Linked DNA regions of Homo sapiens: regions 1, 2, 4 and 5 are each linked to region 3. A link is a contact called in ENCODE Hi-C or POLR2A ChIA-PET data. All regions are on one chromosome and are shown on one strand. Each heading gives the region's core, a stretch centred on a gene start or an enhancer-like site at or near the end of the contact. The rest is flanking DNA. Distances are from core to core; before and after follow the strand shown. Region 1 holds the start of MED13 (mediator complex subunit 13). Region 2 holds the start of C17orf67 (chromosome 17 open reading frame 67). Region 3 holds the start of TRIM37 (tripartite motif containing 37). Region 4 holds the start of SCPEP1 (serine carboxypeptidase 1). Region 5 holds the start of BRIP1 (BRCA1 interacting DNA helicase 1).

The links. A loop is a pair of places that touch in the nucleus more often than their neighbours do. ChIA-PET counts read pairs that join two places held with the same protein, here RNA polymerase II (POLR2A). Pooled maps may share reads with other maps.
Region 1: a map of CD4-positive, alpha-beta memory T cell shows a loop between it and region 3 (9-fold over the local background). The contact joins the promoter of MED13 here to the promoter of TRIM37 in region 3. A Hi-C loop is called at or near these places in 1 of 168 maps with a recorded cell type or tissue (CD4-positive, alpha-beta memory T cell) and 7 of 50 pooled maps. POLR2A ChIA-PET finds 5 or more read pairs at or near these places in 1 of 52 experiments (MCF 10A).
Region 2: a map of B cell shows a loop between it and region 3 (19-fold over the local background). The contact joins the promoter of C17orf67 here to the promoter of TRIM37 in region 3. A Hi-C loop is called at or near these places in 1 of 168 maps with a recorded cell type or tissue (B cell), 1 of 37 single-sample maps with no recorded cell type and 10 of 50 pooled maps.
Region 4: a map with no recorded cell type shows a loop between it and region 3 (6-fold over the local background). The contact joins the promoter of SCPEP1 here to the promoter of TRIM37 in region 3. A Hi-C loop is called at or near these places in 1 of 168 maps with a recorded cell type or tissue (CD14-positive monocyte), 1 of 37 single-sample maps with no recorded cell type and 9 of 50 pooled maps.
Region 5: a map of CD4-positive, alpha-beta T cell shows a loop between it and region 3 (13-fold over the local background). The contact joins the promoter of BRIP1 here to the promoter of TRIM37 in region 3. A Hi-C loop is called at or near these places in 1 of 168 maps with a recorded cell type or tissue (CD4-positive, alpha-beta T cell) and 5 of 50 pooled maps. POLR2A ChIA-PET finds 5 or more read pairs at or near these places in 1 of 52 experiments (activated T-cell).

Annotation. Positions count from the first base shown.
Region 1 is chr17:62,063,982-62,066,681 of GRCh38, reverse strand. MED13 (mediator complex subunit 13) reads left to right here and starts at 1,404. Exons shown (of 30, transcript NM_005121.3): 1 at 1,404-1,542. The coding sequence starts at 1,477. RefSeq lists silencers at 614-693, 1,484-1,763 and enhancers at 744-1,003, 1,914-2,013.
Region 2 is chr17:56,832,544-56,835,243 of GRCh38, reverse strand. C17orf67 (chromosome 17 open reading frame 67) reads left to right here and starts at 1,324. Exons shown (of 8, transcript NM_001085430.4): 1 at 1,324-1,626; 2 at 1,902-2,346. It overlaps DGKE (diacylglycerol kinase epsilon), which reads right to left and starts at 1,093. Exons shown (of 12, transcript NM_003647.3): 1 at 984-1,093; 2 at 1-466. The coding sequence starts at 448. RefSeq lists enhancers at 1-237, 1-368, 837-1,434 and silencers at 759-1,828, 1,802-2,096.
Region 3 is chr17:59,105,460-59,108,159 of GRCh38, reverse strand. It overlaps TRIM37 (tripartite motif containing 37), which reads left to right and starts at 1,280. Exons shown (of 24, transcript NM_015294.6): 1 at 1,280-1,719. The coding sequence starts at 1,699. It overlaps LOC124904039 (a long non-coding RNA gene), which reads right to left and starts at 1,064. Exons shown (of 2, transcript XR_007065864.1): 1 at 569-1,064. RefSeq lists enhancers at 757-836, 877-926, 1,297-1,396, 873-1,532, 1,487-1,616 and 2 more and a silencer at 1,057-1,166.
Region 4 is chr17:56,976,770-56,979,469 of GRCh38, reverse strand. It overlaps SCPEP1 (serine carboxypeptidase 1), which reads right to left and starts at 1,339. Exons shown (of 13, transcript NM_021626.3): 1 at 1,235-1,339. The coding sequence starts at 1,310. RefSeq lists a silencer at 1,397-1,456.
Region 5 is chr17:61,862,230-61,864,929 of GRCh38, reverse strand. BRIP1 (BRCA1 interacting DNA helicase 1) reads left to right here and starts at 1,402. Exons shown (of 20, transcript NM_032043.3): 1 at 1,402-1,646.

The DNA of each region.
Region 1 (2,700 bases), core at 155-2,654, 3.0 Mb before region 3:
CATACACTAGTTCTCCTGCTCGTCACAATAACTATATGAGGTAATGATGACAACAATAATAGTTAACTCTTAACAGTGCTTATCTGTGCGGGGCACTGGGCTACCTGCTTAATTTGTATTAACTCATTACAATAAGCTTGTGGGGTAAGGGATATGTTTTCCCCATTTTACAGATGAGTAAAGACACAGAGCAGGAAGTGATTTGCTCAAGCTTGGAACCCAGGCAGTGTGGCTCTAATTCCCAGTCTATTAACTACAGGGCAATATTTTGTTTCTTAAATTTATATCTTCATATCACAACTTTTAGGTTGAGGAGTCTTATCCCCATCCAGATCATCTGACTCCCAAATCCAGAGGTTTGCACCTGCACCCCAGCGGCCTCGCGAAATAAATGAGAATGTCTTGGAATTTTTGCCAATACTTTCTCTTCCAAAGAACTCAAACTGATTTCCACGTAATTCTCACTGATTTGTGAAATGAACCTTCCTGGACTGTAAATTTCCCCGCAAAGAGAGGGCCAGGGCCCCGGGTCGTTTTATACTGGCCGGGGCACCCAGCAGATGGCGCTATGTTAGTGGCCACCAGCTGGCTGCCCCGTCCCCCGAGCTCACCGCCTCCGCCGAAAGCTTCCCGGCCCTCCCTCGCTCACTTCTCTCTCCCCCTCCCAACCGAGCCCGGGCCCACGTGACCTCAAGGCGGCCAATGGGTGAGCAGAGAGGGCGAGCTGGTCCCTGTGGCCGCCATTAAAGCGAAGGGAAAACCCGTGAATTCGGATTAAAGGGGGAAAAACACCGCCCGCTGGGCCCACAAAATGGGGGAGACTACGGCGTCCAGCCGGTGAGGCCACAGGAGGGCAAACTTTAGGCCGGCTTGGCCCAGGAACGACACGAAGACAGAGCCAGAGAATGGTCTGAGCCCGCAGACGCCGCCACCACCTCCGCCGCTGAGGAGACTCTGGGCTTAAGGACATCGCCGCTGCCGCGCCGGGGGCCTGGGCTTCTCTCCCGGTTCTCGCCCTTCCCGCTCCTGTGCGGGCGCCTCTCCGCCCGGGAGAACCGTCCTGGGCTTGGGCTCTGCCGTCTCGGACTTGATTTTGATTATTTATTGTGTAATTTATTATTTTTCTTGTGGTAGGGGCACACATCCCCTCCGTCCCCCAGAGAGGGACGAGCGTCTGCGGGATCCGCAGTCCGGCCCGCCAGGCGAGCGCGGCGCGGCCCTCCCGCCTCCGGCCCTCGGCCCCGGGCGGCTGGGTGCCGGCCGGGCGGCGGGGGCTGCTCGCGGCGGCGGCGGCGGCGGCGGCGGCGGGGGGGTGGGTGGGGAGGGCGGGCGCCCGGCGGCCTCCTCTTCCACCGCCCCCCCAACCACTACCCCCCCCCCGGCCCTCCCCGGTGTCTGTGTTTCTCTCTCTGGTCGGAGGCGGCGGTAATGGCGGATGGTGGGTTGTGGCGCCGGCGGCGGCTGCTGTGAGGGACGATGAGTGCCTCCTTCGTGCCGAACGGGGCCAGCCTGGAAGATTGTCACTGTAACCTCTTCTGCCTGGTGAGTGCCGGGGCCGGCGGGCGCCGAGGGAGGGGGGCCGCGAGGTGCGCCCTTGGGCCGTGGGGGAGGGGGCCGGGTCTGGTCCAGATGCCCGAGTTCCCGGGCGAGGCCCAGCCGGAGCCGGCGCCCTGCGAAGCTCCGCGGCCAGCCCCGGGAGGCGGCGTTCGCTCTCCTACGGTCCCGGGCTCTGTTTAGGGGAGTGTTGGCATTTTTTCTCGTCTTGTTTCGGACTCTCCTTCTCACCGTAGTCTCGTCCTCAACTTGAGCTCCTTATCTGGCAGGACAGTAACCTTTCCCTCTTGTCTTGCTTAACTGTTGCTTTTCTCCTTATTGGCCCTGTATCCCTGCTTCACACTTTACATTATTGCCCCTGCTCCCCACCGCCTTTATGTCTTACCCTTTTAATTTGGTTTCCCCATGTAAACAGGACCCCAGAACTTAAGCCCTAGAAACCTGTCTTGGTTTTACATTTTTTTTGTATGAGTCAAACTAACGCCAGGTTAGTTTCTTTCTTGGGTGACTTAAGATCTCTCTGTAAAAGCCAGTAGGTGCCATTTCATATGTTTTCTTTTTAAACTTTGAAAACAGTTTGCCATTTTTGACAATTTCTAGCCATCTTGCTTTTATTAGAACATGATGTTTTTGTGAGAGTGAAGGGGGCTAGTGGACGAGGTGCTGTGGTTTTGCACTGTTTCTATATTTATTGTGTTTTGGTTGCTTTTTCAGAATGTTTTGAGCAGGCTGCTCCCTTGTTTGATTGAAATGGAAAGTCGAGAGAAGCGGGATGTAGGGATGATCATTGTGTAGGTTAGCCCAGGTCTGGTAACATCCAACAGTTAAGGCTTTCAGAAGTACCAACTGTTGCAAATAACTTGTCCTGTATGGGACAGTAGCTGAGCTTCATCAATGACTTTAAGTTTGGGTGACTTTACTTTTTCATTTTCTCCTTTGTGCTATGAGAAATATTAAGAGTATATGATAGGTAAGTGAGTTAAGTGGGAGGAGCACAACTAGTTGGCAAGTGTAAACTGCCAGTCATGTATCAGCAGTTTCATTTTTGGCACCTTATGCTTTGCTCCTTTAAGTTAGATTAAATTACTGAATTCCTCTTGTCGAATTTCTTAACGCCCATGCTAAATTGAGATCTTTAATACTCTA
Region 2 (2,700 bases), core at 75-2,574, 2.3 Mb after region 3:
TGGGTTGACAGCCACACTGCTGCTTGCAAACCATACAGTAACTGCACAGGGGCACGTTGCCCCGGATCCAGTGGTGGGGCATGGCGTCCAGGACCTTGGTGTCATTCTTGAGCATAATCTCCTTGCACTGGAAGCGCTTGTCGGCCTTCCTGAGGCAGCCCTCGTCCACGCGGAGCCCGCAGCAGTCGCAGAAGGCGCCCTGCAGAATGTGCTGCGCGCACACGCAGCAGTAGGTGGGCTGGCTGAACAGGTCCGTGTCGCGCCACCCGTGCTTGCTCTTGCGGAAGATGTCCCTGCGGTGCAGCTGCCGGCGCGACCGCTGGAGGCTACACCAGAAGGTGATGAACACCGGCAGCAGGACCGAGCACAGCGTCCACAAGATCAGGTGCCCGTCCGCAAACAGGCCCTCGGAGGGCGAGCCCGGCGCCGGCCGCCTCTCCGCTTCCATCTTCTCCAAGGACGATACCTAACCAGAAAAGAAACAGGCGGTGCACCCCGAGCTCGCCATCCCTTCCCCGCCCCCTTCCTGCCTTTCCGGGGCCAAACCGGGCGCCCTCAGTGAAGGTGGCTCCGCTCTCCCGAGGGCGGGACTGCGCCTCGTCCCCCCGTCTCCCGGGACCTGCCGCGCCGAGAAGGCGACGTCCAGCCATCACGCTCCAATCCCCACTCCCCAACCCGCCCCACCTCGGGAGCGCGTCCAGGAGCCCAAGGCGGCTGCTGCTGCCGCCGCCGCCTCACCTTGCCGCCGGTCTGACCCACGGAAGGGCGCAACATACAGGGGCAAGCTGCCCTCCACCGAAAGGCCGGGCGTTCAGGCCAGGCAACGCCGGTCGGCGCCCGTAACCGTCGGCCCAGGCCTCGCACTCCCCTCCGGGGCGCCGTCTCCTCCCGGGCCCCACCCGCTCCCACGCGCGGCCCGGCGACCCTAGCCCCTCTCGGGAGGCCTCCGGAGACCTGCGCCGCGCCGGTCCTCGAAGCCCTACCTCGCGCGGGTGGAGGCGCGGCTCCGGGCCAGCAGGCCTTGGCCGCCTCGCGCAGGAGGAGAACGACGCTGGGCCGCCAGCAGGGATGAAGCCGGGCGGGGGAAACGCTTAAGGCTCCAGCCGCACGCACGCCGATCCGGCGCGCGGGGCCGCGAGCTGGAGGCGGGGCCTGTGGCGGCGAGCCCCGTGGCTGGGCGGAGCCAGGGCTGACGGGCGGGGCGGAGGTGTGAGGTGGGAGGGGAGACGGACCGGCCTGAGGGGGCGGGGCCGTGGAGGAGGCTGGAGACGGATGGAAGAGGCAGGGCACTGCGGCTGGGGGCGGGGCCTAGGGGAAGGGGGCGGAGTAACAGTGGGGCGTTTGAGAGGATGGAGGGTTGAATGCCAAAACTTCGTAATCGTAGAAAATTCTGGAAAGCCGCCGGCGGGGCAAGGCCACGAGGATCCTCCTCGCAGCACCGCGCCGCGCGGGGCCCAGGGGCCGCGCTCACGCCCGCCGCTCGGCGCAGACACGAGTGCCCCCGACTTGAGCCGAACCTCTAGCCGATGCCGGCGCCGCCGCCGCCGGGGATGCGTAAGCCGACTGGGAAGCGAGGGGGGGAGGCGGCCTGCGCGGCACCGCCCGACCTGGCCGCGGCGGGCTGAGGTAGGTGTGGCGGCCGCAGTAACGCAAACCTGAGGGCTCCTCCGCTGCGGAGCGGCGGGCGGGCGCGGAGGCCGAGGGCGAGCGGGGCAGCCGCCCGCTCGTCGCCGCTGACCCCGAGCCCGGCCGCGGTTTCCGCCCCCTGCCGTGGCGGGCGGGCCTCCCCTGCGCTACCCCCTCGCCCGCGCCCGCCAGCGCCCGAGGCCGGGGAGAAAGGGGAGCAGCGGGAGCCGGGGACTACCGGAGATGGGAGCACGCCTCCTGCTGCTGTCGTCCAGCCCCAGGTTCCGGAGGAATGCTCGCTCCCCGCTGGAGTCCTACCAGCCCAACACGGACCTGAGCCGCGACCACGCGGGCTGCAGCCTGCAGCACATCAGCTACCCGGAGAACGCGGACGCGGAAGCACCGCTGCTCAGCACCCCCGAAGAAACACGGAATCCAGAGAGGCACAGGCACCGCCCCGGCGCGCACAGCTGCACTCAGCGGCTTCCTTCCTACTACATACATACATAGGAGTGGGAGCCGAGGACCACTTGTTGCTTGCGGACTTCCTCTAGCATAAAAGATGGAAAGAAAACACACACCGAAGCAAGGGACCAAAGGAACAGAAAAGAAACGCAGAGATCATAGGAAAACTGCAAAGAAATACTTGATAATATCTTCCAAACGATTAGAGAAGACATAACATTCATTAAGAATACACATATAGATGTATATATACGTGTATGTGTGTATGTATATATTATTATGTGTGCATATATATGCATGTGTATGTGCGTATATTTGTATTAACTGTAGAAGATAAAGCTAGACACTAGTAAAAGTGGTAAAGCAGATTTTAATAATATACTATTGTAATAGGGAAGAAGGTACCTCGTGAACGGAACTGAACTTTGTGCAGAAGTGACTAGGTGTTTAAGAGGGAGGAGGAGGGAATGTGAAGGGGATGAGCAGGAACTCAGTAGTCAGGAAAGTGAAACTTGTGAAGGGTGGGTCAGTGTAAGTAAGGTTAGGCGACAGTGCCTGTTAGATGGCTGTTATGGGAGTCAGGGTCCTATCCTCCCACAGTAACTGGGA
Region 3 (2,700 bases), core at 31-2,530:
CTCCCCAGTAGCTGGGATTACAGGCATGCGCCACCACGCCCGGCTAATTTTGTATTTTTAGTAGAGACGGGGTTTCTCCATGTTGGTCAGGCTGGTCTCGAACTCCCGACCTCAGGTGATTCGCCAGCCTCGGCCTCCCAAAGTGCTGGGATTACAGGTGTGAGCCACCACGCCAGGCCTAGCACTGCATTCTATAAATAATTCTTTTAAGTAAAATTCTCATAATATTAACCATCAACCATTTAAAAATGTACAACTGAGGCCATTTTCGTAAAAATAGCTCCATGTAGGTCAAAGACCACAAATAATTCTTACTGAAAGAATTTTTCAGTCTCAGATTAATCTTTCTAAATTATATCTTGTTCATGACCCAAGTAGTTAAAAAAAATTGTTGCTACCCACCACCTATAAGCCTAAATGCCTGATATTCAAGAACTTATTTCTAGATTATTAGTGATTCTCTACATGTGCACTCTAGGTCGGTTAAGTATAATTAGTTGTTTGCAATAAATACAGGAAAAATTAAATTCAAATTACGAATTTGATATGCCCTCTTTGTCTCACAAACCTTCAATTCTTGCAATCTTTACACATCTGGCAGGAAACTGTAGAAAGCAGATCCCATTTATAGGAAAGATGAATATCGCTGATACCCTTTCAATAGTCCCACGGCGACAACTTAGGCGGCAAGAATGAAGTGTGGGATGTGGGAACGAAGACTTCACAGTGTGTGGTCCCGTCCTCTCACCACCGTAATGAGAAATGACACCTCAGTTTGGAGCCTTCTAACTCGATTAGCTTTGGTAGGTGGAACGCAAGTCCTACAAACCTTAGACTGTTCCTTCCAGAGAGAACCACTAACCATGAACCTTCTGCACCAGGGTTTCTCAAAGTGCGGGCCACAGACCACCTGCTGCCGAATCACACGATGCTGGGTGAAAACGCGGATGGCCTGGGCCCCACCCTGGAATCTCAGAGTCCGAATACTTAACTACGGGTGTGGCTCTGAAGTCTGCGCTTTCCACCAGTACGCCAGGTGGCTCCGTCTTTGGCGCGCAAGTTTGAGAGCCGTGGGGCCCCGCCCTCCGCCAAGGTGGGCGTGGGTGGCGTAGCAGAGCCCCAAGCTCAGGCCGCCTGCGCAGGCTAGGGCCGGAGGCACGCAACCCTGAGGCAGCGAGTCGCCAAGTCTCGTATGCGCCCCGCAACGCGGGAACTAGGCGATCGCTCCACGCTCCTCCCCTCCTTTCCCCTCCCACAGCGTCCTGCGCGCATGCGCTTCGCAGCTTCTCTCGCCGCCGCGCCCCCAGCTGCTCTGGTTACGGTTGGTGTTTGCGAATTCTCTGCGGCACCTTCTTCGCTGAACTCCACCGTCAGTTCCATAGGCGCGCGCCCGCGTCACGTGGGCCGAGGTTCCGGCGCGGCTGCTGGCCGGCGGCTGAGCCGGGAGAAAGGAGCTGCGGCCACCGTTCGCCCTACTTCTGCGCCTCGGGGCGGGCGCGCCGGTAAAAATGGCGAAATGGGGGTAGGCGGCGCTGGACCTGAAGAGATGGGGCGCGCAGGTGGGGCGGTTGTCAGAGCCCCCTGACGTGGGCGCCGGGCTTTTATCGGCGATTTGATCTGGCGACCTCGGGCCGGCGCCTAAGAGGTCAGACTGCGGAGCCTGCGGGTCGCCAGCGGCCCCGCCGAGAGCCGGAGGCAATGGATGAACAGAGCGTGGAGGTGAGGGGGTTGTGAGGGTGGTGGTTAGTCCCCGCCCCCACCCGATGAGCGGTTTTTATTCGGGGAGTCGTGCCCATGTCCTCCCTCCAGTAGGGCACCCCTACCCCGCCCCTGCCGCTGTGGAGAGGGCTGGCCCGGTACCAAGGATGCCGTGCCCATTCTGCAGCGCTCCGGGTGTCTTGTGCTCACTGTTCCGCAGTCAGGTGGTGCGTATCCTGGAGTTTTCAAGGATGTCTTGGCACAGGTACTCATCCCCACCGGGTGTTTGCAAACAGCATCCTTTTCCGACCAAAACTGCAGATTCATCAGATGGATGTACCCTGCCACTCGCCACCAGTCCTTGCGAGTTCTTGAGCTGATCTAAATCTCCTTCCAAATGGATAGTCATCTTTCCCTCTCAGTGGCACATTTTGCAGGCTTCTGCCCTTCCTTCCTAGATTGAATCAGCATATATTATCTCATGTGTAGTTTCCAGAACAAACTCTTCTTTTTATAACTGATTCTTGTAAGCTGTGAGTTAAAATAGTTGGGATATGTAGGATATGTAAGTAAAGGCTAGGAATATATTTTAAAAGATTGTTTATTGAACATAATTGTGTAATCATTATCAAATTTTGAACCTTTCAGATACTGAAATAGGAAATCCTTGCTTTTTAGTAAGGGGTAACTATGTTATGGATATTCCACTTGAAACTAGTCATTCAGTAGTCTTATTGTCCACCCCGTTGCAGGTTACAGAATCTGCATCTCCCAGGTTCTTTCTGGCCCTACAGAGTCATGATGAGATTAATGAGTAATTTTCTCCTTAATTCCTCATATAAAGTATTATAAAGGTTTTGTAAACTTATCTTGGTTTTAGGAGGGTTTAATTCTAGAATGGAGTGAAAGTAAATGTCAGTAATATAAAAACAAAGTATACAATACAATAAGTATACGTTTAATTGTATCCTTTTTCTTGTTAAAAACTTTTCAGTTACTTCC
Region 4 (2,700 bases), core at 90-2,589, 2.1 Mb after region 3:
AGAGGGGCTGTTGTTAAAAGATGATGGGGGGGATCCCCTCGGTGACTGGAGTTTTCTGCCTTCTATTTCCTCCCTTCTCAAATTTCAAGCCCCATTGGTCAGTAAAAGAACACTGGTCCCAACAGCTAAAGAGACAGGAGTAGAGAGGAAGACAATGAGACAACGTCTTGTAAATAAGAAAGAGCCAGGGTGGTGGCCTGTGTCTGCAGTCCGGGCTACTTGGGATGCTGAAGTAGGAAGATCACTTGAGTCAGGCAGTTCCAGACCAGCCTGGGCAACATAGTGAGACCCTGACTCAAAACAAAACAACAATGAAGATTAAGAAAACCAGAAAGTGTCCTGAGGAGCAAAACAGATGACTAAAACATTACAGACTTAGCTATAAGGTTCTATATACAAGTAACACACGATTATATTGTCCTTGACAATAACAGATAAGGCTGCGCTCCCTTGAGAATGACAGATAAGGCGCAGGTACCTTTTGACCTAACCCCAGGCACTTCTCCCTTGCCTGGCAGTGACTACTGGTAAAATTGGCAGAGCTACTTATTTTACAAAATCTCCCAGACACTCGCCTAAGGGCCAGATGATCCCCATTTTAGAAAAGGAAAACAAAACTGTTCAACAACTTGCCTAAGGTCACAAGGCAAGCTTGTGGCCAGTTCCAATTCTCAGTGCTTGCTTCAGACTAGGAGAGGTTTTGCTGAAAATCAATTTGCAAGTCATCCTATTAAACACAAATCTGTTTTTTGCCAAAAAAGATCGCTGTGGGGGAAGATGTTATCTTGTTTGTTTTGATCAAGAAAAGAAAGGGCCTTATCTCAATGAAATGTCCCATTCGTGGTAGGATGTAAGGGTACTTTTGACCGCAGATTTCAGCTTAAAATAAAACGACCTTATATCCTCATTTAGCAGCCAATCATGGCCTTTGAATCGGGGAAACCTCATTGACCAGCAGTTTCCCCAAATCATACATTTCTGCACACAGCTTCTATCTAGGCGTAGGAGAGAACGGAAGCACTCAGACCACCCAGAGCCAGAAAAGGACAAAAAAAGCACTTTGAATTTTTTAAGGAAAAAAAAAAAAAAGAGTGAGATTCAAAAGCAATATAATTACACAAGGTAAGAACCGGGGAAAAGAGACATGTTTTCAAAAGCACAAACCCAGTAACAAACTCTCACGCCTGGAGAAAAAAGAGGCATGGCAGCTGGTGCGCCTCTTGCTTGAACCTACCTGCGTTCAGGCCCAGCAGCAGCGGCAGCAGCAGCAACCACCGCGGGACGGGAGAGCGCCGCAGTGCCAGCTCCATGACAAGTACCGCACGGCAGCATCAGCAACAGGCTGGACCCGGCGCCCCATCACGTGACGGAGGCGGACGGGGCGGGTCGGGGGCGGGGCCTGCGGGTCGGGGGCGGGGCCTGAATGGGCATGGGGCGGGGCCTGGGCGGACCCGGCAGCTTGCTGAGACCCGCACGCCCTCTGCCCGGCAAGCCCACCAGGACCCCTGCAAATGCGCAGGGGCCGTTCTGTCCGCCTGGCCAGGTTCTCTGTCATTTTAGGGAGAGTATTTCGGAAAGGAGACATTTGATGCAGATGTTGGATTTAGGTTGTGTGACCGGATCGAAATACTAAAGGGAATAACCACCGCCCTTTCTACCCCTCCCATCTCTTCCTTCCCTCAGCAAAAGAACCGACGTTTTCCAACACTGCTACATCTGCGAAGTCAGATTAAGCCAGCTGGTCGTTGGCAAACAGCGGGGTTTCATTTTCAGATATGTATTTTTTAAATTATTTTTCTTTTAAAGTTATGTATGTTATAAACGTTTTGGAAATATGAACAAAAAAGTTATACATAACTATTGTTGGCATTTTTTCCCATAGTCTTTTACGTCATTTTAAAAAACACTAATAAAGATTTTTATTTTTTTTTTCTTTTTTGATAATTTGTCATTAGTATTACTCTGTGTTACGTTATCTTCACAGCAGTCATTTTAAAGAGAGAATCGAGGGTCTGGGGACGGGAAAGGAAGAAAAAGTGGATGACAGAGCTGTTTTCCTCTGTGTGTGTGTGTGTGTGTGTGTGTGTGTCTGTCTGTCTGTCTGAAGGTCATTTTTACGTTAGAGGGTACTGAATAACTCACCTCACAGCTAGGAGACAAGCTACAGCAGGGGCTGTAGGAGAGGCTACTTCTAAATACTGCTTCAAAAGTACATGTAACAAAAAGCAAAAAACAAATCAAAGTACATGTGGCCACTTCTCCTCTTTCCCTGCTCCTTTCTCCCTCCCCTCGCCCTTGACCCCCATAAATGGAAGTGCTTTTTACTCTGCAGCCATTGTCTGGACAGAGCCTTGACCCCGCCCTGCCTGTGAGGTGCCCCTGCACTGAAAGCTGCGGCAGAGAAAAATATGCCGCCGGGTTCTGTCATGCTTTAAGCATGGGATGGTCCCGAATGCATAAAATCCATAATGCCTGGGCAACATATTGAGACCCCCTCTCTACAAAAAATAACAAAAATTAACTGATGTGGTGACACGCGCCTGCTGTCCAAGCTACTCAGAAGGCTGAGGTGGGAGGATCACTTGAGCCCAGGAGCTCCAGGCTGCAGTGAGCAGGTGTTCCATGCCATATGGGAGATACATAAAAGTACATGCTTAGTTAAAAATAAATAACTATCTAGCAAACTTTTCCTGTCTGAAG
Region 5 (2,700 bases), core at 153-2,652, 2.8 Mb before region 3:
GGTCTCCTGACCTGGTGATCCGCCTGCCTCGGCCTCCCAAAGTGCTGGGATTACAGGCGTGAGCCACTGCGCCCGGCCAAGAGTTGATGTTTTAAAAATTATAAAAGAGAAATGACAATTTGAAGGTATTTTTAAGGATTTATTTTTAAACATTATCCTTCCTTTCATTGTCTTAACAGTAAATTACTTCATCTTTGCTCATTCATATGTATTTTCACATTACTGAATCCCTAACACCCAGTTTGGGGTTTGCTTTGCCTTTTTTCACTTAACCTTATATGGGATTTTTTCTTGCAAGTTTAATTTTTATAAGTTTATTGGCTTCATAATGTATTGAATTCATCTGTCATAACCACCTCCATATTACTAGACTGGGAAGTTCATAATTTTTTTCAGTATTACCAATAGATATTATTGTCAATTGCGGTATCACATTTTCTTTCGTTTAGATTACGTCTTTAGGATAAATATCTGGAGCTCAGATTACTAGGTCAAAGGGTAGAGTTTATTTTTATGACTACAAGTTTTGTCATTTTTGGTAAGATATATCACAATTGACAATGAGGCAAACAAATCAACTAGCCCCCTCCTGCTCTTTCTTCCCAGCAAACTCCTTCCCCAAACTAGTTACTTGAATTTGAGAAACAGTATGAGGTTTTGCCTTTTGGAGACATTATTATTTGAGCCAAGTTTAGGTTATACAGATTTTTTAAAAAAATAACATGATTTGGCAAGATCATGATGAACCTCCTTTTCTTTGAGTAAATTAAAGTACTACTGGCAAATAATAAACTGGTCTTAGGAGGGATGGAAGGCGGATAAGCCTTAATGGAAGTAGAAGTGATCTGATACTGGAGACCCTGAGAGCTTGTCTCTGGCTTATTTTAGCATCCGGGAAAGCCTTGAATATTATGAAAGATAGATTGTAGCCCGATGTCACAGAGCCTTCTTACTTAAGTTTGGCTCAGCAGTCTGGCAATTCCCGCCTGAGTCTTCGCTATCCTGGCTACTGCAAAGCTGGGTAATTTAAATTGAGTGGCACTGATAAATGCTCAAAGAACTTGGCAAAGCTTAAAGATACTTCCTTTCCGCTGGTCTACGGACGTGAAGAATGAGACTTCCAGTTTCCAAGGAATTTGCTGCATAGACTCTATCGCCGGTTTCAAAAGTCAAACTGAGACGACTTTCTACTTTAAACAAACACTAGGGATTTGCTGGAGTGGCGACAACCTTCCGCCGCGTACCTTGAGCCCTTGTTTTTTTTTTTTTTTTTCGGAGACTTCCATTGGATGCCGAAGTTCTCGCCCCCTCACCTCGCACCGGGACTGGTTGATTCCTGGCCTTGGCGGGTGATTGGTCGAGCTCGCTGGGCTATTGGGCGCTGGGAGTCGAGGGGGCGGGAGGCGGGAATTCGTCTCGGGTTGTGTGGTTGAGGGGTCTGGTGGGTCGAGGAAAGGTAACGGCGGCCCCAGTCCTGCACACAAGGCCGGGGAAGTAGCAGCACCCCCAGGAAGAGGGAGGAGGAAGGGCTCGTGCCCTTTCTTCTCTTCCAGGGCTCCGCTTTATTTGCTCTCAGAAGTCGGTTTCCTTTCCTTTTCTTCAGTGAATCGGAGCTCAGAGCGTTGCTTCGGTTTCCCTCCAGACAGGCAAGTCGGAGGGAAGTCCACGGAAAGGGCTTGAGTTCTTCTGCACAGCCTGCGGGCCCATGGGTGGTGACTGGATCACCAGGGTCTCGGGGATCTCAACTGGCTGGGGGAGGAGGGAGATACGGGGCAGAAAACCTGAGGAGGGAGCCTATCCTTACCTCCTTTGAGCGCAGGCCTGTTCTTAGCCCGGGCGCTGCGTTAATTCTTGGCGGGAGGCAGAGGGGTGTGTTTATCCTTTATGCAATGTTTGGGGGAAGCTACCCCATTTTGACACTATTGTTGCCACAGCCGGGGTACAGGACGGGCTGATTTCTAGATTATATCTGAGTAACTAGGCCAGCGTTGAGTTGTTGATTCATATTAAGAGGTTAGATTCCACCATACCTCATTCTCAGAGCTTTACAGATAGAATCGCAAAATGTTAGAGCTGGAAAATACCCTAGAATAATGGTTCTTCTTTTGGAGCACACAAGCAGTGGTGAATGTTATTATTGGCTTCATAATCTATTGAATTGCTATTTTAACCATCTCTTCGTCCCCAGGTTGAATTTACAATTTTTTCCCACGACTGCAAATAATTCCTTATTTAATAACAGTGCATGTAATTTCCCCCGCTATTTTGATTTCCTTGAGATATATTTACGGGAAGAGAAATCTATGGACTTTTTCTTCAGAAAAATGCAATCATGTACAGAAACTTATGCTTGCAATTTCAAGAGGTCATTGTCTCTGAATTACATCCGTGGATCCTAGGTTAAGAAAAGTGGTTTAGAAGAGGTGAGGATTAAAGTGATCCTCATCTGTATCAGATCCTGGGTTAGGTACATTCTGCCCTGGCTAATTTTCATAAAAACCCTGTCAGGTAAGTAGTAGTATTTCAATTCCATATATGGAGAAACAAGCTCTGAGAAGTTAAGTGATTCACACAGTGGAATTCAAACTTAGGATTGCCTTACTCCAAAGCCCATCCTGTTTCTATAATACTCTACTGATCTTCAAATAACATTTTTGAGTGCCTACTATGTGCCAAGGCATTCTCTTTCTTATAACAGCC